Linked DNA regions of Homo sapiens: region 2 is linked to region 1. The links are chromatin loops, found by intact Hi-C in ENCODE. Cell type or tissue: body of pancreas. All regions are shown on one strand. Each heading gives the region's core, and the rest is flanking DNA. Links, peaks and the distances in the headings are about the cores only. Region 1 holds the start of LOC105373406 (a long non-coding RNA gene). Region 2 has its middle 280 kb from the start of GRASLND.

Evidence for each region. A loop is a pair of places that touch in the nucleus more often than their neighbours do. Peaks named below come from ENCODE experiments on the same cell type or tissue, not always from the same donor. Only the 100,000 strongest peaks of a DNase experiment are listed, where the experiment ranks them.
Region 2: it touches region 1 in a loop (2.4-fold over the local background); 7 of 110 quality-filtered maps call a loop at or near these places.

What each region holds. Positions count from the first base shown.
Region 1 is chr2:7,371,845-7,387,294 of GRCh38, forward strand. LOC107985847 (a long non-coding RNA gene) reads left to right here. Exons shown (of 3, transcript XR_001739269.2): 2 at 285-390; 3 at 724-6,810. LOC105373406 (a long non-coding RNA gene) reads left to right here and starts at 8,334. Exons shown (of 5, transcript XR_922747.2): 1 at 8,334-11,070; 2 at 11,622-11,690; 3 at 12,097-12,241; 4 at 13,004-13,191; 5 at 14,973-15,450. In body of pancreas, for the core only: CTCF peaks have their summits at 6,469 and 8,144; DNase peaks (open chromatin) are centred at 6,457 and 8,167.
Region 2 is chr2:7,195,428-7,210,877 of GRCh38, forward strand. No RefSeq gene overlaps it. Among named protein-coding and RNA genes, the nearest start is that of GRASLND, 280 kb to the left of the region's middle. In body of pancreas, for the core only: a CTCF peak has its summit at 7,711 (motif pointing right); a DNase peak (open chromatin) is centred at 7,734.

The sequences.
Region 1 (15,450 bases), core at 3,634-11,633:
ATCGAAGCACCAGAGCCAGCAGAGTCCATGCAATGCACAGAATCACAAAAGAACTATCCCTGAACAAGAAGCCAGACCCTGGTCTCAGCTCCGCTACTGATCAGCTCATCAGCGGGGGCAAACCATTTCCCACTCTGGGAAGACAAATGGAGACTGGAAATGGGTGGAATAACTTAAGGAATATGCTGGCTCTAGGAATCCAGGCCAAGGCCAAAGACAGTCACAATTTGTAGTGCCTCTGAGCCACAAAGAACCAATAGCACTTCTCGTTAACCTTTCTACAGAAATTCAGAGCTCCTGGAGCCACATGAGGAGGCCCACAGGTTCATGCAGACTTTCTCGGTCTACTCCTGAGCCTCACAGCATACCTGAGGCCCCGCAAATGTGCAGGTGGGTCTTGATCATCCCAGGCTTTTGCTCTTGTGTTGCCTCTGTCTGTGACATCATTTCCCCCACTGCACCTTCTTCTCCTGGAAACAGCCCTACTTCTCCTGTAAAGCTCCTTTTACCTGCTAAGTGGTGTTATGATGATCTGTTTCATGCAGTTTTCTGTACTAACTTGTATGACTTTTCAAGGCAGGGGCTCTGTCTTTGTCATCTCTGGATTGTAATAACATGACACAGTGCCTGGCACCTTGCGTGTGTGTGTGTTTTTTTATTTGAGAATGCATGACATGAACACACTATACAGCCTAAATAAATCCCTGTTTTCTTTTATTACAGCCATAAAGCAGTTGTAAAATGAAGAGGAGATGGTCTGGGTGCTTTGACATAGTGGGTGGATGTCTGAAGGTGAAGGTGGGACCGATTTTAAAGGAGGTGTCTATAGGAGCTTCCAGGTCCCCTAAATCCCACTGGCTCTGCCAGTGTTTGGCCTTCAGGTCTGTGAACTTGTCTCCCGAGGACCCCAGGGTTAACTAGACTCAGGGATGCTGATCAAGACAAACCAATCCCCCAGACACCAATGGTCATAACCAGAATCATGATTTATTAATTTGCAGGGGGAGCTGCATCTGTTGGAAAGACCAGATACAGACACTCCTGTAAGACTATCACAATCCCTACCTGTAGAAAAGCCCCATGGGAGCCAAATCATAATCAGAGGGCTGCTTGTGGAGAATGCAACCCAAGCAGAGAGATGTAGTAAAGGAAAAAACTGTCCTTGGCATCAGGCTGAAACCACTGGGGGCTTCTACCTTGCAACTGGCCTCTATCTAGGCAGGGGCACAGTCCTCCTCTGGCAGAGTTTGGATGGGCACCAGCAATTCAGACATGTAAAATCATGACCATAGAAAGCCACCCAGGCTTGGGATTAAGTCCCTCTACCCATGTGGTCTTCATACACTTAACTTCATCTGTGAGGCTCAGCTCCTCACCTGTGAAATGAGAATAGTGGTAATACCCACCTCTAGAGTGTGCGAAGATTAGACATGGTCTGGAGAAAGCAACTGGCTCAGAGCCTGGCACATGGCAGGTGCTCTACAAATGGAATGTTCTCACATTCACCCCAGGAGTCTCCCCTCACAGATTCCCCTTATCCAGGCTTGTGCTATAAATAGGCTTCCATCAAGTTTAGATGGCTTGGGAGCTCTGTAGTCCCTTTAACCTGGCTTAGCCTACTGTTATACAGGAATGGTTTCCAGGGGAAGGGTTTTCCTAGCCTCTGGGTCTCACTTCTCCCCCCCTTTTTTTGATAAAAATGTTCTAAATTTTATTGAGATAATGGTGATACAACTCTGTGAGTACACTAACAAAATTGAATTATCCACTTTACATGGGTAAGTTGTATGGCATGTTAATTATATCTGAATGAAGCTATTAAAAATAAAATGAAAACTTAACAAAGAAAGGGGGGGAAGAGTGAACACTGATTCCCATGAATATTTAGTTCTAATAGTGAAAATTATACAGAAACTTACATTTTAAAATAATAAACTGTAAAAAATAGCAAAACAGCAACAATTTGATTATGCTATTCCTTCTCTTACAATGTTGCTTTGAACATATCCACTATTTTGATATTCTATTTTGAATGACCTCCAGGTTATCACACTGAAGAGATGGTGTCCCAAAGTGAATTTATGGCCCAAGATGGAGTGTTTCTCTCTCTTCCCTTGTCCTAGACAGTCTTCTTTTACAGATGCAGTCAAATAGCTCGGTAAATCCTGCTTTCCTCTCTAAATGCTCACAGAACACTCTTACATTGGTGAGTTCTAAATTGCGGACCGGAATGGGTATCAAACAATATCCAAATCACTTCTCCCTTTTATTCCCCTGCTCCTTGGAGGATGGTGTGGAGCTGCTCTTCATGGATGTCTTTGGTTTGGGGAGGCTAAGATCCATGCTTCCATGAGGGATGGTAGTTAAATGCCTAAACCTGGCATCACACTTCCTAGCAGGACCCTTGGGCTCTCACACTGCCTATGTCTGTCAACATAGACACCACAGTGATCCAGGGCTTATCTTGGCTTCAACCTGCCATTCTTTTATTTTAGTTCTCAACTTGTTCTGAACCCTGGTGAAGAAAAATTTCCCTATCTACATGGAGATCCTTCAGAAACTCAACACCGACCTAAAGTCTCTATTATTCTGCACTGTTCTAAGTGTTGAATTTGTAGAGTGTAAATACATTTGCTTGTTTTAAATTTCTAGAGAAAACACTCTAGTATTACCACTAGCCGCCCCCACTCCCTGCATTGTCAGAGCAAGTTCAAAGTATGCACCAAGGGTGATGGGGACCATGGCACCTGCAGCTCTAGAGGAGGCCACCATCCATGCCTTTGCCACATAGCCTCCGAGACCACAGCCTTCAGGGTTAACCCCTGAAGACACTAACAGGGCCCTAAGAAAGCACTGGCATTGCCTTGTGGCAATAACTAGGAGGAAACCTGGGAAGTAACCACAGGTCCTGTGCATGTGACTGTCAGCTCTATAGCTTGCCAGCTAAACAGCCTGGATAAATCATCAGTATTATATGTTTTAGTTTTCTAATCCACGTTATTTGTAGAAATCACCTGTTATTCTTGGTGAATATTAAATTAAATAATTCATATAGAGTGTTTACCACAGTGCCTTACACATTGCTGGTGCTTTAGTACATAGTAGTTTACTGTTATTATTTCTCATTCTCCCACACTGACCCTGAAGCCTTTAAAGACCATTGTTCGACTTTGTGTACCTGTGACCTTGGATTCTCCAGGCCTCACCTGTCTTTCATGCCCTCAGTTATCTGCTGGATCCTGGAATCAGAAGAATGGCCATATCCAGGGCATAAAATCCCACTTTCTCAGTAGCTGCCCAAGGACTCAGGTGGCCCAGCCCAGAGGTTCAGGGGAGCTGACATCCTGCAAGACAAACTGTGACTCATGGGGCCCAAGAGCCTGGGGAGAGCCAGGAAGCACACCTTTCTCTATTCTTCCTGTTGAATGCCTCCCAGGTGTGGTGTTACTGTACCTTTTACCCAGAGATGTCCCATGGGATGCCCAGAACCATGGTGAGTCTCTGGGAAGCAGTGGTCAGCTGGGTAATGCCCACTTTGTATTTGCCCTTCTTCTCTTGTCAATGCCCTGTTCCTTCATCCTGGCTTCTCTGGGATTGAAATAATATGCAAACATTGCCTCAGACTCTATTTTCTAGAGTCTAGCCTAAGCCAGGCCCTACTCCCTTTTGTATCTCTGGTTCCTAGAACAACACTTTACGGAGAGTTAGTGCTCAGTGCCTGTTTATTGACTTGAAGAATAAAAGAATAACTGATCATCTGAATGCCAAAATGAATTAATGAATGAGTCTTGTGTTCACGCCAGTATTTCCACTGGACAAAATTCTGAATTTCTGAAGAGCCTCAGTCTCTCTGATTGTAACACACTAAAGGAAAGCAACACAGGGAAAGAAGAGAGGAAGAGAAAAGGTGGCAGGAAGAGAAAGAATCCAAAAGAAAAACTGCCTCGCAATCCCAATCTGTTCCAATTGCCTTATTTGCCGAGTTTTCACTTTGGGCCAAAACAGTACTAGTTTAGCAAAAGGGAGACCAAGGCTGGAATCACTTTTGAGAACTGAGGGCACATGGAAGATCTCTGATACAATGAATGGTGGATTATTTTTAATCTGGAAAAATGTCAAAAGCATGAGCAGCTCAATGCCAACCATCCAACTTCATGCAAACCTTTAATTAGTTATAATACTTGGAAGCCTTTCCTGGGATGCTGTTTCATTGCCAGTGAACTCACCATGCTCAGTGCCTGGCAACCATCTGGTGCTGAAGTCACTGGGTTGGGAGCTGTAAGCCAGGCCTAGAGTCCCTGCCTTGCCTCCCATTCCTTGTGTGACCCTGGTGTGTCTCTTCCCTTCAAGACCTCTGCTGCCCATTGTGCAAAGTGAGGACAAGAAGTTCTAACCTTCCCTCAGTCTATGGCTGACAGTGAAGCATCTAAATCACCCACATGTTGGTCTGTAGAACGCCTTCATTATTTTGAGAGACTGTAATATGATGGAATTTCGGTTTACTTAACATAGTCTTGAGAGGGCTTTCTGAGCAGCCCTGCTGTGCCTGCAGACCAAGGGAAGAGATAAAAGGAGTCCAATACAAAGGCCGGGTGGTCAACAGGGCTTGAGACTCCAGAGTGTGTGAGAGACAAGAGACATTTGGGCCTCCAGACCACACTCTAGTTGCCCTGGAATAAATGGAACGGTCCTAGCTGCCATCCAAGGCAGCCAGCATGTGTATCTTGTTCAATGTCAGGCTCATCGAAGCTGGCCTTGGAGTGAGCATTTCTCCATTTTCTCTATGAAACCAGAGTTGGTTGAAGCATTCAGGGCATGGGCCCCTGCATTGTGCACATGAGACTTCCCTGTTGTTCCTAGAATCTGCTGCAACCTTTGAGATGATAACATCCAAAATGTTTTTGCCCCTTACACTGCCTTTTTTGAAATTTCAATGATTTTTTTTTTTAGCTGAAAGACAGAATGACCCATTGCTGATGTGGAGGTTTTGGTGTGTTCTCATTAGGGAAGTGGTACAACCTCTGAAGACTCACATCATTTCAGAGTCTGAGCCTTGAGTGGTCTTCCCTGCTCAGTGGAGAAGATATTGCTGGAAGCTGACATACTTCTTTATCTCCAGCACATTTCACTCCTGCAAATTGGCTTCCTTATGTTGTCATCAGAAATGACCATTCTCATTTTTTTTCGGGGCATTCTCTTCACCTGGAATGTCTTCCCTGATGGACCAAGAGATTTATCCAAAATCACCAAAAACTGTCATCAGAATCAGCATGGCTTTCAGTCAAAGACCTATCTGGCAGGGCACCCTGCCTCTCCTCCAGGCTCCCACTCCTCCCGTCAGATGACACCTACCAACAACTGATCACTCCACCACCTTGGCCTTGAGATTCGTGGGACTCAGGCCCTGCCCTTAGAGGTTGCTATGCTGACTCTGTACTCTGTGTTTCTCAGAGGTTATTTGGTGACTGATAGCATCAACTTCATGTCCACAGGCTTGTTGAGTTCACACCTAGGGTGCCTGGCTCTCATTGTGTTTGCTGTAATAAATAATCACTGGGTTCTTACTGTATCCAGCTCTGTTTTGGGAAATGAGGAAACAGATCATGCTAAGACTGGACCATATCTTCAAGGAGTTCAGAGTCTACGACACCTCTATATGCAGTGGGGCATGCATAGGAGAAAAAGAAATATTCTGTAAGGACAAAGAAAACAATTTCATGACGGCACTGAAGATTTTGATCTCTCAAATAAAAACACTCCATTAAAGCAAGGTATAATTATTTGGAGTCTAAAATAATTTCATATCATAGAGAAATATTATGCAGCAAAGATGGGCAACTGGCAGAGGAATGCATACAGATGTGTACCAAGAAACACCATATATCTCTACTGCATGTGGTGCAACATTTTAATCAAGTCAAAGACTCTCATGCTTGGGTTAGAATCTGTTGGCATCCACACCTGTGAACGTGACTTGTCATGGTTTCAACTGAAAAGATAGCGGCCCAGGCCTGCCTGGGGATGCACTTTTTGGGTGATGGTAAATGTGCTTTTTGTGCGAGCAGATAGCAGCCTTGCCCTCTGTGTGTGCATACCTCAGACTTCTCTCTCCAGAGGACTGGAACTTGCGGGGCATATGAGAAGACCCAGGCTCTCAGAGCAGCAGCAGCTGTCCTGGGCTCTGAGCAGAGATTAGCGAGGCTCAGGCTGCATTCCACAGCCTCCACCCCCTGTACTTCTGGCAGGGCGCAGTCCTACCTTTCAAACACACACACACACTCAACTGCAGGTGAGGAACTGACATTGCCCTGGGAGTTTCTGTCTTTGCAGAGGAATATTTTGAAAACATCCACTCTTGCTTTCTCCACACTCCCATCCAGTGTGCCTGGCTTCTTCTGCACAGTGCATATTCTGGCTCTTTGCCAGAGGCCTGGAAAATCCTGCCAGGCAGCCGTTCACGCAGTTGCCCCCAGGGGCAGTGACTGACCAGGAGTGAGACACACCACTCTCAGCCCAGCTGTCTGCTCAGCGCAGCTCAAAGCACTTGTACCTTGAGGGAGAGAAACCCAAGCCACACGTCCTGACAGACTGTCACCTGAGTCCCTTGGAAAACACAATCAAGAGCTTCCTGCCCACTCATGTCCCGAGCTGGCCGGGCTCAGTAGATGCTGTGCCGCCAGCTCCTGGCTTAGCCGGCCTCCCTGGTGCGTCTGCCCTCAACTCTTTGTGCAGCTGGAGTCCCAGAAGGGAGTAATAATTAAAGAAAACTTTGTAAATGTTCAAACTGAATAAAACTGTTGTTGTTGCTCATGGTTCCTTTTCTTCCTTTTTTGCCATCTGGAGCCACAACCTGTCCGGTTTGCAAGCCCAGATCCACGTCCTGTTTCCTCCCGTCACTTGTCTGTCGATCCTCTTCACTGGTGGTTCTCCGCAGAGAAGGGATTTGCTGGTTATTTTTGTCCCCTCCCCTGCACGCCAGAGCCCTGCGAAGCTCGTCACTGTCCTGGCTCCAGCGCACCTCCTCATCTCCCTGCTTTCCATATGCTTTGAAGATATTCCTGCCTCTACCGCTCGTTTGCAAAGCCATGTGGCATGTGTGTGCGTGTGGCTGCCTGGGTTTCTTGTCATTGCCACTGAGAAACTGCCCATCTGAAGGGCCAGAGGGCCATCAGAGTCAGGCTCTGCCTACAGCCCTGGCTGCTGTCTCAACTTTAAAATATATATATATTTTAAAGTGACAAAGGAAATGAGTGGATGAAGAAAAAGTAACAAAATAAAAATCACACTAATCTTAATGAATTAAGGCTTCAAGTTACATAGACACTGCAAGAAAGTATAAATCACCCTGTCTATGCAAGAGTAAAACCAGTATTAAGCTAAATCATGTCTTCCAAAAATATATGTGAAAGTCTTAACCCCAGAAACTCAAAATGCAACCTTATTTGGAAACTAAGTCATGTTACAGATGTAATTAGTTAAGTTAAAATGAAGTCATCCTGGAGTGAGGTGGGCTCCTAATACAATAGAACAAGTGTCTTTATAAAAAGAAGAAAATGTGAAGGCAGGTGTCCACAGAGTGAAGACTATGTGAAGACAGCTATGTGGGGATAGAAGCTGAGATATGAGTTGTGTATCACAAGCCAAGGGAAGGCTGGGGCTACCAGTAGCTGGAAGAGACAAGGAAGGAGATTCCCTTAGAGGCTTCAGAGGGATTATGACCCTGCCAGTGCCCTGACTTGACTTCTAGCCTCCAACGCTGTGAGAGGAGCCATTCCTCTTATTTTATGCTACCCAGGATGTAGTACTTTGTTAGGGCAGCCCTTAGGAAACTAATGCAATGAGAGTTCCAGCAGAGTACAATAGCCTCTATGTAAATAGTGGTAAAACGTATCCTCGTTAATAAAATTACATTGTTCAGCCAACACATACTTATTCAACCTATATTCTTGCAGAGTTGCTCTATTCTTTTCTCTCCTTCTATCAATGCTAGTTTTCTTATTAGATGCTGGTCATTGTAGGCATACAACAATGAATCAAACATCTGTGTTTCTTCTCAAGGATTGCAGTCTGGCAGTGGAGTGAGTATAAGCCTCTATATAAACTCTGCTACATGTGGGAGTATGGACATCTCTCTCAAGAGGAGCATGGGAAGGAAGCGCAGCAGGGGCACCATCTAGGGACACTGCACGGGCTTCAGGAAAGCCATGACATTGGAGTTGCCGGTGGTGGTGGTTATGGTGGTGGTGATGGTGGTGGTGGTGGTGGTGGTGGTGGTGGTGGTGGTGGTGGTGGTGGTTCTGTGGAGACTGGGGAAGGTAGGTGAAGAACAGCTGTGGAAGTCAATGTCCCAAGACTATACCTGGAGGAGTTGGGGATGGCTTTATACATGGGGTGAGGCTTGAGAAAACATGGTGCTCATAAGGCCAAAAGACTTTGGTAGTGGTAGTATTGGCTCACGTTTCCTTTCAGATAGATTGAAAACCATGTGCAAAGGCAAAGGAGGTGAGAGAAAGCACTCAACCCCCAAGGAAAATAGGCCGAGGCCAGATCAAAAAGGTCTTTAGATATGACACCAAATGTCTCAACCTTCTTTCAGCTGATGGTGTGGTGAGCGGTTCCAACACAATACATGCTTTGGCAACTATTGTCACATGCAGACCATCTTGAGTCACATAACGTCTTGACTTTCTTAGATTCAAAATATTTTTATATCTTTTTTCTACTATGTATCCAAAGCACTTAGTTGAATAGTTTTATTTTATGCCTACTTCATGAATACTTGACTTCTAAGAAATAACTTTTCTTTCTCTAGCCTATTGTATTTACCCTACAGCCTAGCATAGATACACACCTAAAAATAATTTTTCTGGACTCAGCCTGGGAGTGAGGCTTAAATGGCAATTTATTCCTGCCTCCAGCTTATTAAAGAAATTCCCCAGTCCCCTATCGTCCCCTTCATCAATTTTGATAAGAGTCATCCAGATCCAGTGACTCAGGGACAAAACAATCACCACCTCAAGTGTTTCATTCAATCCTACAGACTAGAGCTCCAGGAAGACTGAATAGAGACACCCAGGAGAGCTTTCCTGGTTGACAGCACTCCCTGCCTATCGCCACACATTGATGCCAGGAGGGTGAGGTGAACTCACTTCAAGGCGAGAGGGCCGTTGAAGCTTCTGTTTGAAACCCTCTCAGACTCTGCCCTAAGCATCTCTTCCTCTGGCTGATTTTAATCTGTATCCTTTCCCTGCAATAAACCAAAGCCATGGGTGTAACTGTTCTGTGAGCCCTTCTAGTAAATTTTCAAAACTGAGGGTAGTTTGTGGATCCCCCCGCCAACCTTGAGGTTCATGTCAGAAGTAAGAGAGGTCTTGGGGACTGTATCCTCTAACTGTCTTGGGCAAACTCTATTCCTCTAAACTCTTTTTTTTTTTTTAACTTTTTACACTGATATTCTAGATTGTTTTTCAATCAGTAAAGCAAACCTGATAAAGAAGTTCTAAGAATCAGGCCCTTCATACCATTTATAGTGGAGGTTGCCTGGCATTCTGTGTATCATTCTAGTTCTTAGCATGCACAGCTATCTCCTCTGGATTCCATGAGGCAGGATTCATCTCAGTTCCCTCTAGCACAGTGGCTAACAGAGCAGGTACTCAGAAGTGCCTGTGACTAGAGTCACATATAAGACAGGGTCTGTTCTCAGGAGCTCAGCATGCACATGTGGAGACTTCACAGGAAAATGTAAGGACTTTCACATTGGTGGCATCTAGTTTCAAAGAGAATGGCGAGTGTCTCAGTCAGCTAGGGCTGCCATAGTAAAATTCCACACTTCTGTTGGCGTAAGCAACAGAAATGTACTTGCTCACAGTTCTGGAGACTGGAAGTCCAAGATCATAGTGCCAGCAAGGTCATGCTCTGGTGAAGCATCTCTTCCTGTCTTGTAAACAGACATCATATTGTGTGTGTTCACATGGCCTTTGCTTGGTGCATCTGCAGAGAAAGAGAGGGAGAGAAAGACAAAGAGATGGAGAGAGAGCTGTTTCTTATAAGGGCACTAATCCTATCATGGGAGCCTTACCCTCATGACCTCATCTCAACCTAATGACCCTCCCAAAGCCCTGTCTCTAACTACCATCGCATTGCGGGCTAGGGCTTCCACATAGGAATTTTGGGGGGACAAAATTCTATTTATAGCAGTGACTTAATCTGAGGTGACCCAAGCAGCTTTGAATAGGATTGGGCCTGGTGGACACAAGAGGAATGGAAAACAGGGTCTGAAGGTGTCGCTTGCAGGGTGACCCCAGGGCCCAGAATGCCCATGTCTTCTGCTCCTTAATCTCCATGTCCCAAGAGGTGCATAAGGGGACACTGGGGACACAGAAAAGCCACGTCTTCATCAGCGGAGGAAATAGCTCAGGAAAACTCCTATGCGTTCTTTGGTTTCCCTCATTATTAAGACCAATCATAGGAAAATGAGAAAGGAAAATCCACTCTTCCACCCGATATGTGTGTTCTTGTGACTCCCACCTGATGGAGACGGTTGCTAGGAAACTGTGACCACAGTCTGCAGATTCTGTCAAGGAGAAAGGACCCCCTCACCCCTGAGTTCTCCTTGAAACTCACAAAGTGCTTAGCTGCAGCCTGTGGTGCAGCATTCAGGAGAGTTAATGCTGGCAATTCACAGAGAAGGGAACTGAAGATTAGGGGCATCAGGTAGGCAGCTGGTCATGGCACCAGCGTGTGGCTTGGAGCCAGCTCCCCTGCTGCCCAGGGAGGTGCTGTCTCTATTCCATTGCACTGCCCTCAAGAAGAGGGACCTAGTTCAAAACCAGAAAGGTGAGGCTGCCATGGTCTGCCCTTTTGGGGCACCTCTGGAAGAGGGTACCTCTTCACCGAATGTCTTCCTTTGTGTGTTCTCACAGGATGGCAATCCCAGGTCTGGATTAATGCCTGTGTCTGCTGAAAAACAGTGGGACAGACAGTGCTGGTCCATGGCTGCCTTCAAAATGCTACTAAATTTCTGTCTGCCATAAAGTGGAGAGAAAAAGAGTGCAAAACTAAAACGGGAAGGTAATAGTTACATTTGCCAACTTAAAATACATTAGTCTTAGTCTTGACATCATCAAAATGAGGTGAGAGAGGATAAGGCTCAGATGTCTGGCTAGGGTTAAGAGCATGGACAACGTCACCATGCTTAGAGAGAGGGGATAGAACAAGCAGCAGGTTTAGGGAAAAATTTTCCCCAAATTTCCCACTTTTCAATTTCTGGCGTGTTGAGTGTGAGCTAATGGTTAGAAATGAGGGTGGTGATGCCCAGGGCTGGTGGGCGGGGTCCAGGGGATCATAGGAGACACAGGGAGCAGGAGTAGAGGGTACGGCTGTATGTGGTGGAATGAAGAGTAAATGGAGGGGAAGAAATGAAAGAAGCAAATGAAAACTATTCTTTTAGTAATTTTGGTAAAGAAGAGAAGGGTATGAATGAAATAGTGTAAGAGTATTTTATCAGCTGTGTTGGGATTAAGATGGCCAACTCTCAATCCAGGCTGCCTAGCTTTGAATTTTGGCTTTACCACCTTTTCACTGTGATCTTGAGCAAGTTACATAACTTCCCTGTGTTCCAGTTTCCTCATCTAGAAAACAACGATGATGATGATGTCAGTGATAACCTATTTTGTACGTTCTCATAAATGGTAAGTATGTTAATATATGCAAACTTACTGGAGCATTGCCTTGTCCATGATAAACTCAACTAGTGTTTGCTCATCTCAATTATCCAGAAAAAAAATGGAGAAGGGAGGAGGTTGGGCAGTAGTTTTGGAGGCAGATGCAATACTGAAAGAAGATATTTTTAGGATAAGTGGAGTGAATTGTGAATTCTGACTGCTCTGGTCTGATCCTAAGTTTCAGTTTTTAGCTAGGTCTGCTCAGTTCATGAAATCACAGTGGGCAGGGACCTTCACACAAAGCACCGAGGATGAGATGAATGACAGGAGAGAGGGCAGATTGGCAGAGCACTGTGTGGGAAATTAAGCAGTCCCTGGTCTCATGTCTTACCATTGCAATAATCAGAAGAGCAGGTCTCATATCTTGCCTCAGTTTTTTAGGGTTTGAAGCAACATGGATCTCTCAAATGTGAGCACCAAGACTGAAAACCACTAAGGATAATGAGAAGCTGTCTTTGTGCACACATTTTGGTCTCCTCCCATCCATGCTGGAAATAGCCACTTCAATATCATCAGAAGTAAGTTTGAAATCCATCTTTTTTGGTCCATGTTTATCATTCACTGAAAATTTGCCAGAGATACTACCTCACACACATTAGGTTAGCTACTATAAAGATAAAAAGAAAGTAACGACTGTTGACAAGAACATGGAGAAATGGTAATACGCATGCACTGTTGGTGGGAATGTAAAATGCTGCAGCCTCTACAGAAAACAGCATAGAGGTTCCTCAAAAAGTTAAAAATAGAATCCAGCAATTCCACTTCTGGAGACATATCCAAAAGAATTGAAATAAGGATTTTGAATAGGTGTTTGTACACCCATGTTCATTACAGCATCACTTATAATAGCCAAAAAATGTCCACTGACTCACGAATGAAAAAACAAAATGTGATATATACATAGAATAGTCATTCAGCCTTAAAAAGGAAGAACATTCTGATGCATGCTACAACACGGATGAAACTTGAGGGTATTACTATGTGAAATAATCCAGTCCCGAAAGACAGATATGATAGGATTCCACTTACATGAGGTACCTAGAGATAAAAAATAGAATAATGGTTTCCAGGCACCGGGGGAAGGGAGAAACGGAGAGCTGTTGTTTCATGGGTGCAGAGTTTCAATTTTGAAAAATTAAAAAAGATTCTGGAGACTGGTTACACAACAACCTGAACACACTTACCATTACTGAACTGTACACTTGACAATGGTTAAGATGATAAATTTTACGTTTTGTGTATTTTACCTCAATTAAAAATAAAAAAAAAAATATTTCCAGGGGTATAATGCTGGGAGACACTCTCTGGCCTCATGGAGTTCCCTGTCCAGTTGGATGGACACAAAGGCAAGAAGACACAGGGAGCGTGACAGCAGCTATGAGAGGTGTTGGAGCCTGCGGCTGGGGTGGGCGCGGTGCCGGAAGGCTTCCTGAAGGGAAGGGCTTCTCCACCAGATCCTAAAAACCAAGTAAGAGATAGTCAAATAAAGGAGACAAAAATATGTTAGGACGTCAAAACCATATGTGCAAATTCATGGTGCTATTCGGAAACTGCACATGTTTCTGCTGGGCTGGCACATTGGGTGGGAGTTGAGGGGTGTAAAACGTGGGGTTTGTCTTGATTTATCCAGCATCTGCTGTGCCCAACCTCAGGAGAAAAAAAAACTTGTGGACATAAGGTGACCGCTTTCAGCAGATAAAGCAGAAGTGTGGCTGTGCCCTAAAGTTTCCTCCCTGGGGAAACTTAACCATCAGAAACGTTGTCCTGAAAGGCACCAGAGTGAACTGTTTCCACTCCACAGAGGTCTACATTTGTTTGTTTCAAGCAAATACAACCTAGTCCACCACCACCCCCAAACTATCTGTTATTATCAGTCTTTCATTGACTGGTCAAATAACCACTTATTCAATTAACCAAGCAGTCTGACTACTCCATTTCAGGACTTTAATGAACACATGGGAGGGAAAAACTACAGGCATTTGGGGTTTCTTGAAACTGCTCCAACTTCAGGGTTTGATGTAAATAATCTTTGCAACTTCTGGATCCATCTCTATGCGTTTACTTTAAATATAGATGTGTTTTTTAAAAAATGCAGCACTTTGGACTTAAAGCTGAAGCTATACAATAGGTAGAGTTTTTTATAAATGGACTATAGACAATAATTGCAAAAAATGCATAGAAAAGACGAAGAGCCAACTTGAGAGACTTCCTACTTACACTTTTCCAACCATTTTCTTCAGGCCAGGAAGACAGCCTCATTTCTTGGTTTTCTAATCCACATTATAACCACAGAAAATGAGGGCCTGCTAGATCCAGAGCACCCTATTAAAGGCTGTGGAGCAGGAGAAGGAAGGAAGGGAGAGAGAGAGAGAGAGAGAGAGAGAGAGAGCAGGTGAGGGAGACAGAGATGGAGGAGTGAGAAGTAGAGAGAGAAAGAAAGAGTGAGGAGAGAGAGAGAAGGGGGAAGACAGAAAGATAAAGGAGACAGAAAGAAATAAGGAGAGAGAGAGAGAGAGACTATTGGATTCTAGTAGGAAATAAATAGATACACAATACCTGTCTTTAAAAGTTTATTATAATAAATCCCATCTGCATTAGAGATCTAAATGTCTGAGTAGAGAAAAAGTAAGATAAATTCTCAGCATCAGGGGTGGAAGGTGGAAGGATGAGCTATTAAGGGAAGGAGGTGTGGGAGTGGGAGAGGAGCCTTTCCCGGGTGCCTCTGTCCCGCAGGCCTCTCATGCACATGGCAGAGGCTGGCCCACACTTTTGAGATGGCTGATAACATACAGGATAGCAGGGGATGAACAGGTAGATAAATGAAGAAACAGGTGAGTGATTCTGAGAGCCAGACACTAGCAGCATGTGAGAATATATTTGGAAATGATTTGAATTCATACCTCCTTTATGTCCTGGTCGCCAAAGTTTCAAGGAGAGGGAAGAAAATATTGAGCTCCTACGACAATGGCAACATTTTTCTTAGGCCCTTTCTATCACTTATTCTTCACTCTCACTCTGTGATGATCAACTTTAGGTGTGCATTTTACTGGGCTAAGGGATGCCAGATAGCTGGTGGGGCATTATTTCTGGGTGTGTCTGTGAGTGCATTTCCAGGAGTGACTGGCATTGGAATCAGTGGACGGGGCAAGATCTGCAGGCACCCTATGTGGGTGGGCCTCGGATTGGCTGAGGCCTGGATAGATCGAAACAGCAGAAGAAAGGCTAATTCTTTCTCTCTCTCTTCTGGAGCTGGAACAGACTTTTTCCTCCTGCTATTGGGCATCAGAAGCCCAAGTTCTCTGGCCTTTGGACTCCAAGACCTGCAACAGTGCCATGGTTTCCCTCCTGGCCCCAGTGGATTTCAGTGCTGACTGAAAGTTACACCATCAGCTTCCTTGATTCTGAGGCCTTTGGGCATGGACTGAGTCACCCTGCCAGCTACCCCGGTTCTCCATAATCATGTTAGACAGTTCCCGTAAGTCCCTTCTTGTTATCTCTCTATGTATCCTATTGGCTCTGTGTCTCTGGAGAATCCTCACTAATACATATCCTTTGAGTTGGATAGAATTCTCTCCATTTACAGATGAGAAAACTGTGCCTCAGGGAGGCTTAATGCTCAAATTCATTCGGCTATTAAATGGAGAGCCCCAGTTGGAATCCAGGCCCACCGGACATGTACTGTCTACCTGCCTTGGGTGCTGTTCCCAAGGGGCATGAGTGTTCATGG
Region 2 (15,450 bases), core at 2,828-10,827, 180 kb before region 1:
CTGGGATTCTGCCAGGGCTTTCTTTGGCTCCCTGAATGGCAGTCAGGAAGGCTGGAAGAACAGGGTGTTCTGTGCCCCCTGAAAGTAGCCCCCAACCAATGGCTGGTAGGGTTGGTGGATAAAGACCCCAGGTCCCTCACCCCTGTTTGGGATGGAGCTGAGGTGTGATCTCGTCCATCTCCCAGAGCACCACTGTGGGGTGGACTCCATTGCCCACGGTGAGAATCTGCTCCACGACACACCAGTTCTTGGTTTCCTTCCCTTTCCTAACTCATTTCCCCACATTTCTAGTGATGCTTCCAGAGATCGTCATTTAAATAAGCTACTTGCTATCATACCTTTGTCTCCAAGTCTGCTTCTAGGAGAACCCAAACTAAGACAAACTCCATGATTGTTTTGCCTATTCTTTATAATCCTGGAACATTTTATTTTCCCAGACAGCAGTACTAATGTGCAGGCCGATGTGTGACGTTTGCCACCAAAGAGTCTTTCACAACAATGGTGCCCAGTTTCCATAAATAAATAATTTTACTACAAGTGCATGTGAGGAGGGTTCAACTGGGATCACTTCCCATCAAGGCTGCTCGCTTTTATTTTTAATTTATTTTTTATTGACAAATAAAATTGTATATATTCATTGCAATATGTTGTTTTGAAATATGTATACATTGTGAAATGGCTAAATGTAACTAATTAGCCTATGCAATACCTCACATACTTAACATTTTTTGTGGTGAGAACACTTAAAATCTACTCTCTTAGCAACTTTCAAGTGTACAATACATTGTTACTAACTATAGTCACCATGTTGTACAATGAATCTCTTGAACTTATTCCTTCTATCTAAGTAAAATTTTGTGTCTTTGACTAACATCTCCCCAACCATGTCTGTCCATGTATAAGTGAGATCATGAGGTATTTGTCTTTCTAAACCTGGCTTATTTTACTAAACATAATGTTCTTCAGATTCATTCATGTTGTTCCAGATGACAAGATTGCCTTCTATTTTAAGTCTAAATAGTATTCCAATGTGATCACACACATGCACACGCACACACACACGCATGCATCTCACATTATCTTTATCCATTCATCTGTCGATGGACATTTCAGTTGATTCCATTTCTTGGCTATTGTGAATAACGCTGCAATAAACGTGGAGGTGCAGATATCTCTTAGGGATCTTAATTTCATTTCCTCTGGATATACACCCAGTACTGGGATTGTTGGATCATAAGATAATTCTATTTTTAACTTTTTTGTGGAACTTCCACACTCTTTTCCATAATGGTATGTTAATTTACATTCCCACCAACAGTGCACAAGGGTCCCCTTTATTCCACATCTTTACCAACATTTATCTTTTATCTTTTTGATAATAGCCATTCTAACAGGTGAAGGTGATATCTTACTGTGGTTTTAATTTGCATTTCTCTGATGATTAGTGATAAGGGTGCTCTCTTACTTGTAGGGACCACTTATATTTAGCAATGCAAATTTTCCCTTTGGACCTAAAATGATTCTTGTTTTATTAGCAAATTCAAGTCATGATAGGAGGAAGGGGTGACAAAGAAAAATATCTGTATTGCCCTTTCCAAAGCTCATGCAAGAAACAAAGGAGGGAACAGGAACTGAAAGTATAAGTAGCAAGCAAAATACTATGATTTCCCATGTTGGCTATTTTGTACTTTCTGGTGTTTCCCTATAATAACCAAGCTTTTCAATGGCTGTCTTTCTGTTCCCACCCACATGTGTCTTTCCAATCTGCGATGTCCTTGCACCCTATTCACTCACTTCTGCTCCATGTCAGGCAAGAGCATTGAGTATAAACTAAGCTGTGATTTGTTTCAAAAGTAAGAAATATGCATCTCCACCACTTTTGAAATCATAATTATAAACAAAGATATAAAGAGAGGACTGCATAGTGTAATTGTCATTTTAAAGGTGTCAGAACAGCAAGTGGCATTTTGGAGAATGAAACTGTTTATCACAGAGTTATGGGGGGATGGCCCCAGGCATCTGTATAACTGCTAACCTGGAAGAGACTTGCTGAAAATCATTGTGGGATGAAGGGAAGAAACACAGCTTATCAAATCAAAGGAATTTGTGAAGAGTAATAGTCATCTTGAAGACAATGAGCCTGAATAGTAATTGCCTTCTCATGAGATCGTTACACACAGGATAAAAAGAAATGTTCAGTGTGAACACAGTTGTATGATAAGGCATCTTGAGAAATGCAGCTGTCAAACCAAGTGTTTGGCAAGGAAGACGGAGTAGCATTAGCGTCGCGAGACCCCAGCAGAATTCTTTGGAGTATCAGATTCTTTCTTCAAAATCTGTCTTCACCCTTGGAAATTCACTAGCTCTTCAGCTCATTAGGATCTGTCGCACTAAAGACTCTCATAATTGCCTGAGCCTCCACTGAGAAATTTTGCAGCTAACATCAATGTCTGTGATTCACAATATATATTTTCTCTACTGTTCCAGTGAAAAGGACCCAAATGCAAGATCTTTAAAGTGCTTTCCAGATGTCACTCCAGCCTCCCAAGGGTCTGGGAAGCATCAGGTGGCCAGCTGTAATGAGTAGGCTGCCCTTAAGATGGGACTGAGATCAATGTTAAAGGCTGCTCAGCTTGGATTTTATTGTGCCATCTGAAGGAAGGTCAAGGGGACTTGTTCAACACTGGAAAGGAGAGCAGAAACACAAAGAGAATCAGAGGATACAAATCCATCCATTCATCCATCCATCCAACCATCCATCCATCCATCCATCCATCCATCCATCCATTCATCATGCACACATCCATCTACCCAACCATCCATCCATCCATCCATCCATCCATCCATCCATCATGCACACATCCATCTACCCAACCATCCATCCATCCATCCATCCATTCATCATGCACACATCCATCTACCCAACCATCCATCCAACCATCCATCCATCCATCCATCCATCCATTCATCATGCACACATCCATCTACCCAACCATCCATCCATCCAATCATCCATCCATCCATCCATCCATCCATTCATCATGCACACATCCATCTACCCAACCATCCATCCATCCAATCATCCATCCATCCATCCATCCATCCATCCATCATGCACACATCCATCTACCCAACTATCCATCCATCCAACCATCCATCCATCCATCCATCCACCCACCCATCCATCCATCTATCCATCTGTCCATCCAACCATTCAGAGCACCTACTTTTTACAAGGCACTTTGCTGCCCATGGATGTTTTAGGGGAAGTCTAAACCAAACACTCCTGGATACTTTCTCAAAATTTTCTTGCATATTACAGTCTTTGCAACCACCTTCTATTAGGCGCATGAGAAAATTGAGACTCCAAACATGTCTGTCTGCTGGCTTGCTATGAATTATGCAGAAGTCTCAGGATTTGGAATATTCTGAGAAGTAAAACTTGTCAATGATGTTGTTGTTTTCAGCTTGAAAGAAAGTCATCCTTCAAGAAGAACAGTAAAACTTTTTATGATACAGATTTTCTCCAACCATTTCATTGTGGCAATAATTCAGAACGAATATCATAGTATTTGCTTTACATTCAGAAGTCAGTTTTAGGTTCTTAAGAGAGCTGCTTGCTAGACCAAGAACTGAAGGTTGTGTGATGCTTCTTTTTCTTCCTTATGTAAAGATGTGAGTTTTTTCTCTAGGCAGTGGCTCACTGACTGGAGAGGGCACTTGTGTAACCAGGACAAGCTGTAGTTTTAATACATCAAATGTTTTGCATGGTGCAGAAGCCAGCGTGCGGAAAGAGTTTGCATCTGGGAAGAAATAATAGTAAGTTCATATTATTCTTTTTCAGTTAGCAATCTTGAGGAAAAAAAGCCTCCTTCAGGAGTTTCTGACCTTGTCCTTGGGTAATGGCAGACATAGATAATGATATGTGTGCAGACATTTGCAAGGGAAAGAGCAGATTCTCCAACAGAGGCCACCCCTGGATGCACAGCCTCCTGATGGCCCTGATAACTGGACTGTTGACCTACCTGAAATCCATTTGAGTGGATTTACAGTACAGTAAGTATTGGGTGAGAAGTTCTGATTATGTTCTTCTTCAGGATCCCCACATGAAAAGCAAAGCAATATGACATGTTTGCCTATTGAGTCATTCACATTTAATTTATTTAACTAATTCAACCAACATTTATTAATCATCTAGCAGGTGTTAGATTTTATACAAGGTGCTGAGGGCACAAAGACAGATAATACCCATACCTGTTTTCTACAGTGTTGCAATTAAATATGAGAGACTGACATAGAAGCCAAACACAACAATGCTCCCATGATGGAGATATGTGTGATACGATCAGGAGCACAGAAGAGAGTGAGCAGTGAAGCAATGCTATTTAGAGGAGGGCATAGCTTGCTGCATGTGGCATACTTTCTTATTCCAAGAAGAAAGGCTGGGTTGGGTTGAAAAGAGTCTCCTGTGGTTACATACTGCATAATCCTGGGTTTGAGAGGACATTTTTTTATCCATTGCTATCATGACTTGAATCCAGGTATTCACTGGACAATCACTGATGTGCATGTTTTCTGTGCCAGGTTCTATGTTAGGCATTGAGAATATATAGTTCCTGTCATCAAGGGGCCCATAACTTCATTGTAGAGATGGACAATAAACAACCATCGTCCAGCAGCTAGCTAAATTCAACATTGTTAGGGTTGAGGAGAGACCTCATGGGAGGAGCCACTAAATCTGAACAGACACACTTAGCTAGTCTGTGACACTTGGATATCTGTCTGGCCTTTCCTTCCATCCTGAAAATGTGGTTGACAATAGCAAGCTGAATTACAGGGAGGCATCTCCTTTCAAGACTTTAAGGACCATTAATGACCATTGCATAAGGACCATAGCAACCTTTACCAAGCAGTCGCTGTTGATCGCACTTACTCATATGATGGGCCTCACAATGCCTTCTCTTTCCTCAACAAAACACTGGAACCTGGAATCACATGTCTGTGCATAGTCCTGCTTTGAGTCTGTGTCTCTGCGTCCTATCAGACCATGTACGTCCTAACGACCAGGACCTTTTCTTAGCACCTGGCGCATGCTGTCTCTTCACAGCCTAGGCACCTATACTTGATCTTCACTTAGTTTTTCACTATTTCAATTAGTCAACCATATTTAGCAACTCCTACCATATGCTGGACACTGGATTAAATACTAAGGACACTGTAGTTACAAAATGAAGTAGTTCCTGTCTTCATGGAGTTGGCAACCCAAGGGGGAAGACAAGTAACTCAATGCCCAATTAGAATACAGAATGTTTGAAAAATGCACTTTAAGATTAAAAATACAAAACAGGTTTTCCTCCTTCCTAAGTATTATAAGATATTTTTATCACATTTATGACTTTTAGCAAGTTAATTAGAACAAAGAATAAGTTATATGATGTTATAATTAAATAATTGTGCATTTACAAGCTGACTTGTCTGAAGTCTCCTAAATATACATAATAGTAGAATTTGGTTTCAATAAATAATAGTCAAAGCAAATTTGCAGACAACCCAGTTTCATCTTTTCTTCCGACGTTGGATCTTTTAGCATCCCTAAAGATCGGTAGGATTTATAGTTGAATACCCAACTCTGCTATGCTTGAGAGAACACTGGCTCCACTCAGGAGAAGGGTGCTACAGAACTGGGGATCAATCTCTTACGGTCTCAGAACCAGAAACTCCAGACACTGAGATGCAGAGTGGCTGTGAGTAAAGAGGCCAGAATGATTCTTGATGAGGAGCTGGGAACCTGTAAAGGAATAAAATTATACAAGAGGGTACTCTTGAGTATCAGGGTCTTGCAGATTAATTATCTGGAGCCTCTTTCTTTAGTGCTATTTTACAGCACCTCTGTGCTAGGTACGGTGCCTACAGCACCTTAAAAATAATGCTGGGTTCTCGTAGTGACTGTTTATTTACTGTGTTCTAATACCTGAGCAAGAAATCGCAAGGAGCAGAAGAATGATGTTTATACTAAACTCCAGTTTGCTGTTATCAAAAATATGGCCTATCCCATAAGTCAGGAAAATACATTATTTAAAAAAAAACTATTTATATCAAATGCAATTTGCTGTATGGGAAAAGTCTTTTTTCCAATCTTTATCATTTCTGAATGTATAGTGCTGACTGTGGAAACAGAGAATGGTGTGACACCCCAGGATAGAGCCCCAGGAAGGAAGATCTTAATCAACGTTACACTCTCTGTGAAAGATTTAAAACCCAGAAATACAATACATTTTTTTCTTCCTTCCTTGCTCTCTATTTTTTTTTTCCATTTCTAGGCATTCTGTATTTTTCAGCAAGGGTGGTTGTGTTTCGAAGTGTGTGTCAGGAAAGCTTAGCTTCAGTCCACATGGTCTTCTGTGTTCCTGCTAAAACCTTGCTTGTATTTTTCTGCAATGCCTAAATAGAAAGTGCTCGTTCAAATCTTATTCAACTTCCTAGAAATAAAATATGAAAGTGGTGAGAGCTCAGTGCTCTCTGCTATCCAATGCAAATGTATGCAAATTTCTTCATATTAGAATCATTGTCTAGTTGTCATCCTCGCACGGGGCACATCAAAGCCATACGACCTGATTTTTGCACCTGCTGTTTAATTAAATTTACAAGGCAGACACACTCCCCACTCCCCGTGATATACAAATCCGTTTTTACAACCACAGATTCTAATTTACAAGCCAGTTGACTGCTGAGTTTCCCCATCAATAGCTGCCCAACTGCCCTTTGTTATACTAAGGATTAAAAAAGGAAGAAAATGGTGATTATTTGGGGAGATGTATTAACAGAAAATGCTAAAAGTACTTTCTCTGTCTTATCCAATTCCAGATTTTTTTAAAAGCTTTATTGATGTATAATTGAAAAACAACAAATTGCACATATTTAATATATACATTTGATGAGTTGGGACATATGTATACACCTGTGATATTTTTCTTCTAAAGACACAAAGGAAGATATGAATCAAGGTACTCAACATCACTGGAAATAGCATTTTTGCTTGCGTTGATTTTCCCCTAATCTTCATGAAAAGCACAAAACTTCAACCTTTTCTGCAGTTTGATGCTTTCAGTTATTTAGTATTTCGGGGAGGAAAAAGCAGTCTGTAAGAGAGCAAGGCCAGGGTGGTTTTAGGAAGGCTATAATAAGGTATAGGTGTTTTCTGAAAGATATTTGTTGTTTGAAAATTATGTACTGTGAAATTCTCCCTCGGCTTCTATCCACAAGGGATTTTGAGTCTTCAAATTGTATGTATCTCCACAAATGGTGAAAGAAAATAGTCGAGCCTGATTCTCACTCTTTTATGTGATTATTTTTTTCTTAGGCCATCATGGTGTTCTTCTCCTTCTTTACGAGCCGATGCACAGACGTGTATTTGATCTCCCTAAGAGACGGCTCAGAAGAAAAGCCAGCAAAGGTATTTTAAGAGAAGTCTAGGGCGGATGAAAAAATACTTCTTTGTCTCTCTCTACTAATTCATCCGGTCTAAGGACTTACGTGGAAAAATAATGCCTTTTCAGTTACTGTAGAGAAAATAATTTAATGAAAGTAATATTTTGTTCATCTTCACCCTGATACTCTGAAATCTTGAAGACCCTCAAAAAACATGATTTTTATGAAATGCTTAAAACATGTTATCGTCTAATAATGAAAAGTGAACTTCTGAGGGCCCACCAATAGGTGGCGCAACACATTCACCGAACCAAGTAACACTGCAGACGAGTTTGGAACAAGCCTCATAAATTAAAGCCTTGTGCTGCAACTAACTGTGAGACATATGGGTTGAGTCCCAGGCCTGCCCAAGAATAACTTTGAAGAAAATTTTGTTTTCTGGCAATACAGATGCTAACACACCACAGAACCTTTAAAAAGAATAAATATGTAGATGGTTCATAGCTTTCAGAATAATTTAACCTTCCCCCCCCCAAAGTTAAGATAGCATCACAAGAATAAAATAATGTAAGCACTGTTTTTTCTGTTTTGGAAAACAAGTTGGTGGCTCTGATGCTCTCAGGAATTATTTGTCAATTACTTTTTATTTAATAAGGTTTTATTTTATTAGTCCCAAAGGGAGAGGAAAACAGTGACTTTATCTTGAAATGAGCTAATCCTTGATGCATAAATAATATTTAAACAAAGAGTTCTATGTAGGAAAGTGTCACCGCCTAAATTTGGAATTGCCTAAATTTGTTTCTTTGTTCTGTGATATGACCTGCGTGTACTCAAAGGTTTCCCACTTGAGAATCAAACATACTTCTTACAAAATTCTCCATTCTATCATGGAAGAGGCCAGTCATCACACTAGAAGAGATGTCACAGCTTCTGAAAATCAGGATTTACAAAGCAATTAATTTTTGCTAAAAGTTGAAGCTATATTTTTAAGATAATAGCATGTAAATTATAAGTAAACCTTTCACCTTAAAACTTAGGTTTTATTTAAAAACGGACTGTTTACAAAAGTCTTGGAGTCAGAGTGTGATTGTTGGATGTCGTGCTGGTTGACATTACTCTTGATATATGGACCCGCTCAGCTAAGGGTAGAAACTTAGAGAAATGCAAGCAAAACACATGGAGTTGTTCATAAAAGAATAGTGATGAATATAAATGTCAGGTTCCATTGACTAATACAACATTTCTGCAAAGGGAAGGGCGCTAGAAAGAACTTAGGATAAAATCAGCTCTGAAACAGATTTATTTGTTGCCTTAGAAAGACAGAGAAGGACAGAAAAAAAAAGGTTTTTATTTATCCTTACACCCAATAGAATCAGTGCATTTTGCTGCCCTGAAATTCTACTCAGTAGCTGAATAGATTGAATAAGACCATCTCTAGTATGTTTCAGTATATAAACAAGTAGTGTTTCTGCAAAGAAAACATTTGCAAGTGATTTATAAGATGAAATGAAACTATTATGGTTAGTTATTGTTTTTGTTTCAATATCTTCTCAAATGCAAAAGGAAAAAATGGAAACCAAAATTTAGGCTTACTTTGTGCTGGGTGTGATATTAGTCATTAATTTGTGACAGACAGATATAAAATTGAGGAAAGGCTAAAAAATATGTAACCCTCAACCCCAGAGCAGGGATTACAATTATAAATCACTTTTAATTACTAGATTTTGATGTCCTTAACATTGTTTTTATTTATTTATTTATTTATTTTTGAGACAGGGTCTCACTCTCTCACCCAGGCTGGAGTGCAGTGACATGATCTGGACTCACTGCGACCTCCACCGCCTGGGTTCAAGTGATCCTCCCACCTCACCCTTCTGGGTAGCTGTGACCACAGATGTGTGCCAACGTGCCTGGCTAAGTTTTTTTATTTTTTATTTTTAGTAGAGGCGGAGTTTCACGAAGTTGCCCAGGCTGGTCTTGAACTCCTGAGCTCAAGTGATCCACCTGCCTCAGCCTCCCAAAGTGCTGATATTACAGGTGTGAGCCACCGAGCCCAGCACAAACATTACATTTTGTATTTCTTGTGCCAAGCACCAAGCCTGAAACAATAAAAAATCATTAGTATGTTCATTGTCCCTGCTATTTTATTTTTATTCATTATATTTTGGTTGATGAAAGAAATGATGTGATTTCTAGGTCCTAATCACTGTGGGGGTGTGGGTGTTAGGGAAGAGGCTGACAGGGAAAACGTGGCCCTTTTTTTTCTTATGGAGCTAATACTTTAATTGTAGACAGATGTATACACGTGTAATGCTGACAAAGTCAACTGTCCTTAGCTGTTTGATCATCATTTTTTTTTCATTTGCGAAGTGGAGCTATTATAAAAGAACTTCTGCACACAGTTGGGAGGAGTAAATAAAACAGGATCCAGCTCACAGTGTGCCTCCACTGAACTCCCGTGGATGAGGCATCACCACATGTGGGGACATCCCAGCTGCTCTGTGCAACTATCTCACCACCTCCCTGAGTCACCATGGCAGCCTGATGGGGTGCCACCAATATCAGCTCCATTTTACAGATGAGGACAGGAGGACTCCTTCTTATGTTTCCTTGTATTCACTATATAAGTCGTATTGACAGTGTTCACCAACTGTCCATGCCTCTTCAGATTCCAAGCTCCTTCCCACAGCAGACCAGGCCCTACTCATATGGCCAACCCCATCCTGCCATCGCCCCTGCAATCTGTGCCCCAGCCACAGAACATCTTCCGTTCTGACCGGCTGGTGCTCTCTTATCTTTCAGAACATGCCTGTCCTTCAGGCATGCTCTCTTAGGGGATAGAAGCTTCTCTGAATCCATCCCTTTCCATCTTGGTTTAGTACAGATAAGTCATCCCCTTGTGGCTAGCTGCTATGGCCAAGCAGAGAGGACAGTACACCATGTTCGCAGTCCATCAGCAAGGACGGCCATGAGACACGGAGGAATCCGTGAATAGCTAAGCTTGTGGCAGGCGTGAGTGCAGGCTACAGCGTGGCCAGGAAAATTGATGCACTGCACTGTGCCAGAGGCATGCTGCTCTCCACACCAATCAACACGGGAGGACACGCAAGGAAGGACTCCCAGGGGTTCAGGCACACAGCTGGGCTTCCTTTGTGCCTCCTCTCCTGTGGAATTCATCTTCATAACCCTAACTAAGGGGATGCTCAAACACAATAGCATAAAGTTCCAGAAACTCAGATGCAACAGAAAGGAAGGCAGTGGAAACCCCGATATTTTGTTGTTGTTGTTTATTCAGCACAAGGCATGATTACCTGGTATTTGGTGTGACAATGTATGAAAAGGCCTCTTACATCATCAAAATGGGATACAAACCCTTGCTGTGTCTTTAACTAACTAAGGAAGTCACTTGCAAACTTTACCACAACATTGCCTCAACCATAAAGTGAGATGATAGCTGTCCATCCAACTTCCTAGGATGTTGGGAAATCTGCTCGGGCAAGACCTGCTAAAGCTCCTTGTAGACTACAACTTGGGGAGCAAATATCAGCGATTATGATGAGGCTGACTCGGACTCCACCCTGTGGGATGTAATCACTGAAAGTGGCAGACACCTTCTTATCATAGTTCCCCGGCGATACTCAGCAGAGAACACATTATAGTGATTCCCAGAAAATACACGTTTGGCTTTTTAGGCAGAGTCAAGCCAATTGGCTGTGAGATCATTCAGAAGGATGAGGAAACTCCTCCATCTGTGCAGGCTCTATGGGCAGTCATGGAGTGGGGAGCTTCCTGTTTCCAAGGCACTGGCCAAGACTGCTTCTCTGGGAAGGGGAGACTAAAAGGCTGGTGCCCCCGTTGTCAGCTGGGGACAAGCAGGAAACTTCATTGCTTCTGGCTCCATCCAGCTGCTGCAAAGTCAGCCTCACGGACAGCGGTGATGACCCTGGGTTATAGCTCACAAGTGACATGTTCACCCATCAGCACCAGGTCTGCTGTAAAATAATGAGGGGTGTTTCTACACTCAGGACTTTTCGAATTTCCCCAAATCCTTCTGCAATGGAATCTTCTTTTGCTCTTGACATACACGTGCTTGTGAGGTGAGCTGCGAGCTGAAACACGGGTCCTAGCTAGAGCCTAGATGCAAATCTCTGCTCCATTCTTTAGTCATAATCCTACAACATTTAGTTCAATGTTTGGAGACTCAGCATCTTTACATCAAAATGGATGGTAAGAGCTACACAGTGGGTGCGATATGAAGATTGAATCAGACTACAAATGACCCCTGGTCCATGCCCGGCCTGTAACGGGGCCATTTGTAGTTTCTGCCGTCTGAGCTCCCGTGAGAGAAACCACTATCTTCCGTGTCTTCATAGACTAGGTACCTGCTAACCTACGCTAGACGCCCAAGTCATCTTCATTAAATAGCTGCACTTAGTCTCATGTAAGAAGGCAGCTTCTGGCTGCTTCTCTGCCGGGTAAGTTACAGAACATAGGACCTTGGAAAAGATCGTTCAGTCTGTGGTTAAAGGATGCTTCTAATGGGCTGTCTAGGAAAGTGATTAGAGCGTGTTTTGGGGTCATACAACCTGAATCAAATCCCAGGTCCTCTGCCTGCTATTCTGTAACCTTAATAGATGTTAAGTATGAGCCACAGTGTCAGGAGCCTATGACGCAGTGCATCCTAAGTGCTGAGTGGCACAGGGGATGTGAGTGGCACAGGGGATGATGTGAGTGGCACAGGGGATGTACTCTACAAACGCGGGCGGTTCCTGCTGCATTACTGAGTCTGCACTGGTAACCACAATGCTGAACTCACGGGCTGTGCTCCAAGTGCTATAGCAAGGCACCAGGCTCCATGTTGATGAGGCCTGTGTCTCACTCACTTTCTACTCGCAGACGCCTGTGGAGTCATTGAGCCTGCATTGCATTTTGACCTCAATGTTCTACTTAGTGCAAGAGTCCTGGCTGCAGGGCCCGTGGAAAGGATAACTTGGCCTCCTTAGAAGGCTTGCCAGGCAGTCACGGAACTCACCGCCTCACAGTGCTGTTGATTTCATCCAGTAAAACTTCCCTTTTGGAGAGTCTGTTTTTTATTTTATGAAGAAATCTTTATCCTCTCTCCAAATCAGTGCGTTTACTGACTTCTAGGGAAAAACAGAATTCTCCCTCCACCATATGACGGTCTTTGAGCATCTCAATGATTTCCTTTGGTTAAATACATTGCGGTGCATTTTATTGTCATTATTTTGAATATGCAAAGTCCTCTCTTCCCCCTGTCCCTGCTCCCCAGTTAGCATGTGTGTATTTAGACACAGAAAACTGGCCCCACTGTTAAGGATGAAATAAAAAGAAGAAGACAGCAGAGAAACTTCAGCTTTGCAATTCGAGCCTGGCCACTGCATGGTTCCAACCAGTCCCCATGGCCCTACGCTGCATCAGGCCACTTCATCTGCTGACAGCTGGGGAAGCTCCAGGTAGCAGATCTCCGTGCTTCCTCCCACTCCCACCGCCTCTCTGCCCAATCCCGTCTGTGGGAGCAGAGCCACACCAGCCAACTGCAGAGCTGACAGGCCTCAGGGGCCGGGGCAGTGGAGGTTTCAGAAGCCCACTGTCGTGTGTGCCATCATTAAAGCACTCTCTGTTGGCTGTCTCTAAAGAATCTTCTTTTGGAAAGGTGTAAACATGTTGGCCCATCAGAGGAAGCCATAAATCTCCCTGTATACATAGCAATACAGTTGCACCAAACGGAAGAAGAGCTCTTGCCAATCTCATGTTTCATTTCAACCTGGCCATCTGGGTTCAGACAGAACTTGGGCTAACAAGCTGTATACACCCACAGCAAAGAAGCATTCCACTGAATCTTCCAAGGCTACTAAATTTTTCATGCCAACATTTTTCAGTACACTATGATGGCAGCTACCCCTTCCCCTAATTTCTCCCCAAATTTAGCCCTAAAGACTTGCTATGGAATCTTCTTATGCAGATAATGAGAGCTAAGTCTACTGAGAGTCATGCAAAAAAAAAAAAAAAAAAAAGTGGCCAGAGTTCTTACCAAGAATATAGGCCAGAAGACCCCGCGTTGAGTTTACATGCTCTGATGCAGCAGCTGAGCAGGAGGCCGTTCTGATCTTCAGATAAACTCTCGGGTCGTTCCAGCATCAGGATAGCATCAGATTCTGTTTAAACTTTACTGGCTAAATTAATCCAGGGTCAATCATTGATGAGGCAGGTTCTACAGTGCTAAAGAAATCTCAAGAATATGATAGTAACCAACTTATATTCAGCGTTGAGGGTTCTTTATCTCAGATAAAATCCTACACTAGGCCGGTCTCAAGCCAGTGGTAGGTGCCTCAGTGGGGCCATGGCCCCTCTGAATCCAAGCTTGCCCATGTGACCCCATCTGCTGCTGAGAGCAAATGTTCATCTGGCATGCTGGAGGTGCAGCTTCAGAGGGCTTCCTGTGGGCTCGGATTACAGAAGACAGGTATAGAATATTTATATTGGTTCATTCAGCCTCCCAAGCAACTTTCTGAAGCAACCATCTATCATCCATCAAATAGATGCTAGTTCTGTGGGGTTTATAAAGAACTATAACAATGGTTAAGTTCAAATAATACAGCTGGAATATGCACATCTACTTGTTAACCCATTTATGCTGGAGGGTGCACTTTTTTTGTGTGTGTGAAAAATCAGACCTTGGTGATGACCTTGAGCAGTATGACATAAATAACTCCCACAAGCTTAGCGTTCCAATAATGGAACGCTAAGCATAAGTGGGTTAAAACCGTGCAAGGCAGGATGTTTTAACCAGATAACAACCAGCACAGAACCCTTGCTCAGAGTTCAGAGGAGGAGAGAGAGGTCTGTGATCCAGCAAGCAGAGAAGGGCTCATGGGGTGAGCCATGTGCATTAAGTCCTAAGGGAGGAATCTGAATAGAGGCCAGAGTGAGAAGCTCCTCAAAGAGCTAGGGTGTGGTCCTCTGCCCTGCTTCCCTGAATCCCTCAGAGCTGAAGGAGGTGAGCCAGGGCTTTAGCTGTTCTCTCTGGAGCTGTCTTGTTGCCTTGCTTTCAATTGCGAGTGCTTGAAGATTAAGCTAATGAGCTTTCCTGCTGAGGGCGGTGGGGAGCCAATGCCTCTGCCCTGGCACCCAGCCCTAGTTATTTTTCTTTTAAATAAAGGAACAGGCTGTCTAACATCAGGTGGAGACCTAGGTGCCTTGCACAGTCTCAGGTTGGAGAACATCTTTGCCTCGGGTGACAGATGGGCACATCATACTTCATCTCCCAGACCTCTGGACCCAGCCACACTGCACATATGACACTCGAGTTGGTGACACTCTGTCATCCATTCCCATTAATGTATGATAGAACTCAATCAGTCCAGCTGCCAGGGCAGCATCAGAGCGGAGTAGCAGGAAGCAAAGAAAACCACTTGGACCCCTGCATGACCTGCATTCTTTTCCTCCCAGGCCATACTTCAGTAAGGATTTCTTGCCAGCATAGCAGTATTTTGAATTCCCAGTTGATGATGAGGTTTTGAGTTGACCATGCAATGCCATTTATCAAACCCCTGCTCCTCTTTGGAATGCTGGCAGGCATGCTACATATTGACTGTGAAGCCCCAGCAAAGCACAACTCTGTTTTTGTTCAATGCTACTAAATTTGAAGGAGGTGTGTTTGTGGGTGAGTGTAAGTTTTGAAGGAAAACATTTCCTATTTTTGTATGGTTCTGCATGTCAGGTTTTTCTTCACCATTCTGTTGTTTATTGTGCTCTTTTCATTTTTTTTTGTGCTTTGTTTTGTATCTTGTTGCATTGCAATTGAGACTGACGTCAATTTTAAGACTCTAGAATTATGTCTTTATGGTAGACTTGCAAAAAAAACGTGACAAGGTTATTGGCACAAGAAGAGACTGTGGCCTAATACCACTGACAGACCATCTCACCCATGCTCTCCCTTACTTCTTAGTAACAGGACTAATTTTATTATGTGCCTGTCTACACCCTGCATTTCCCAGCTTT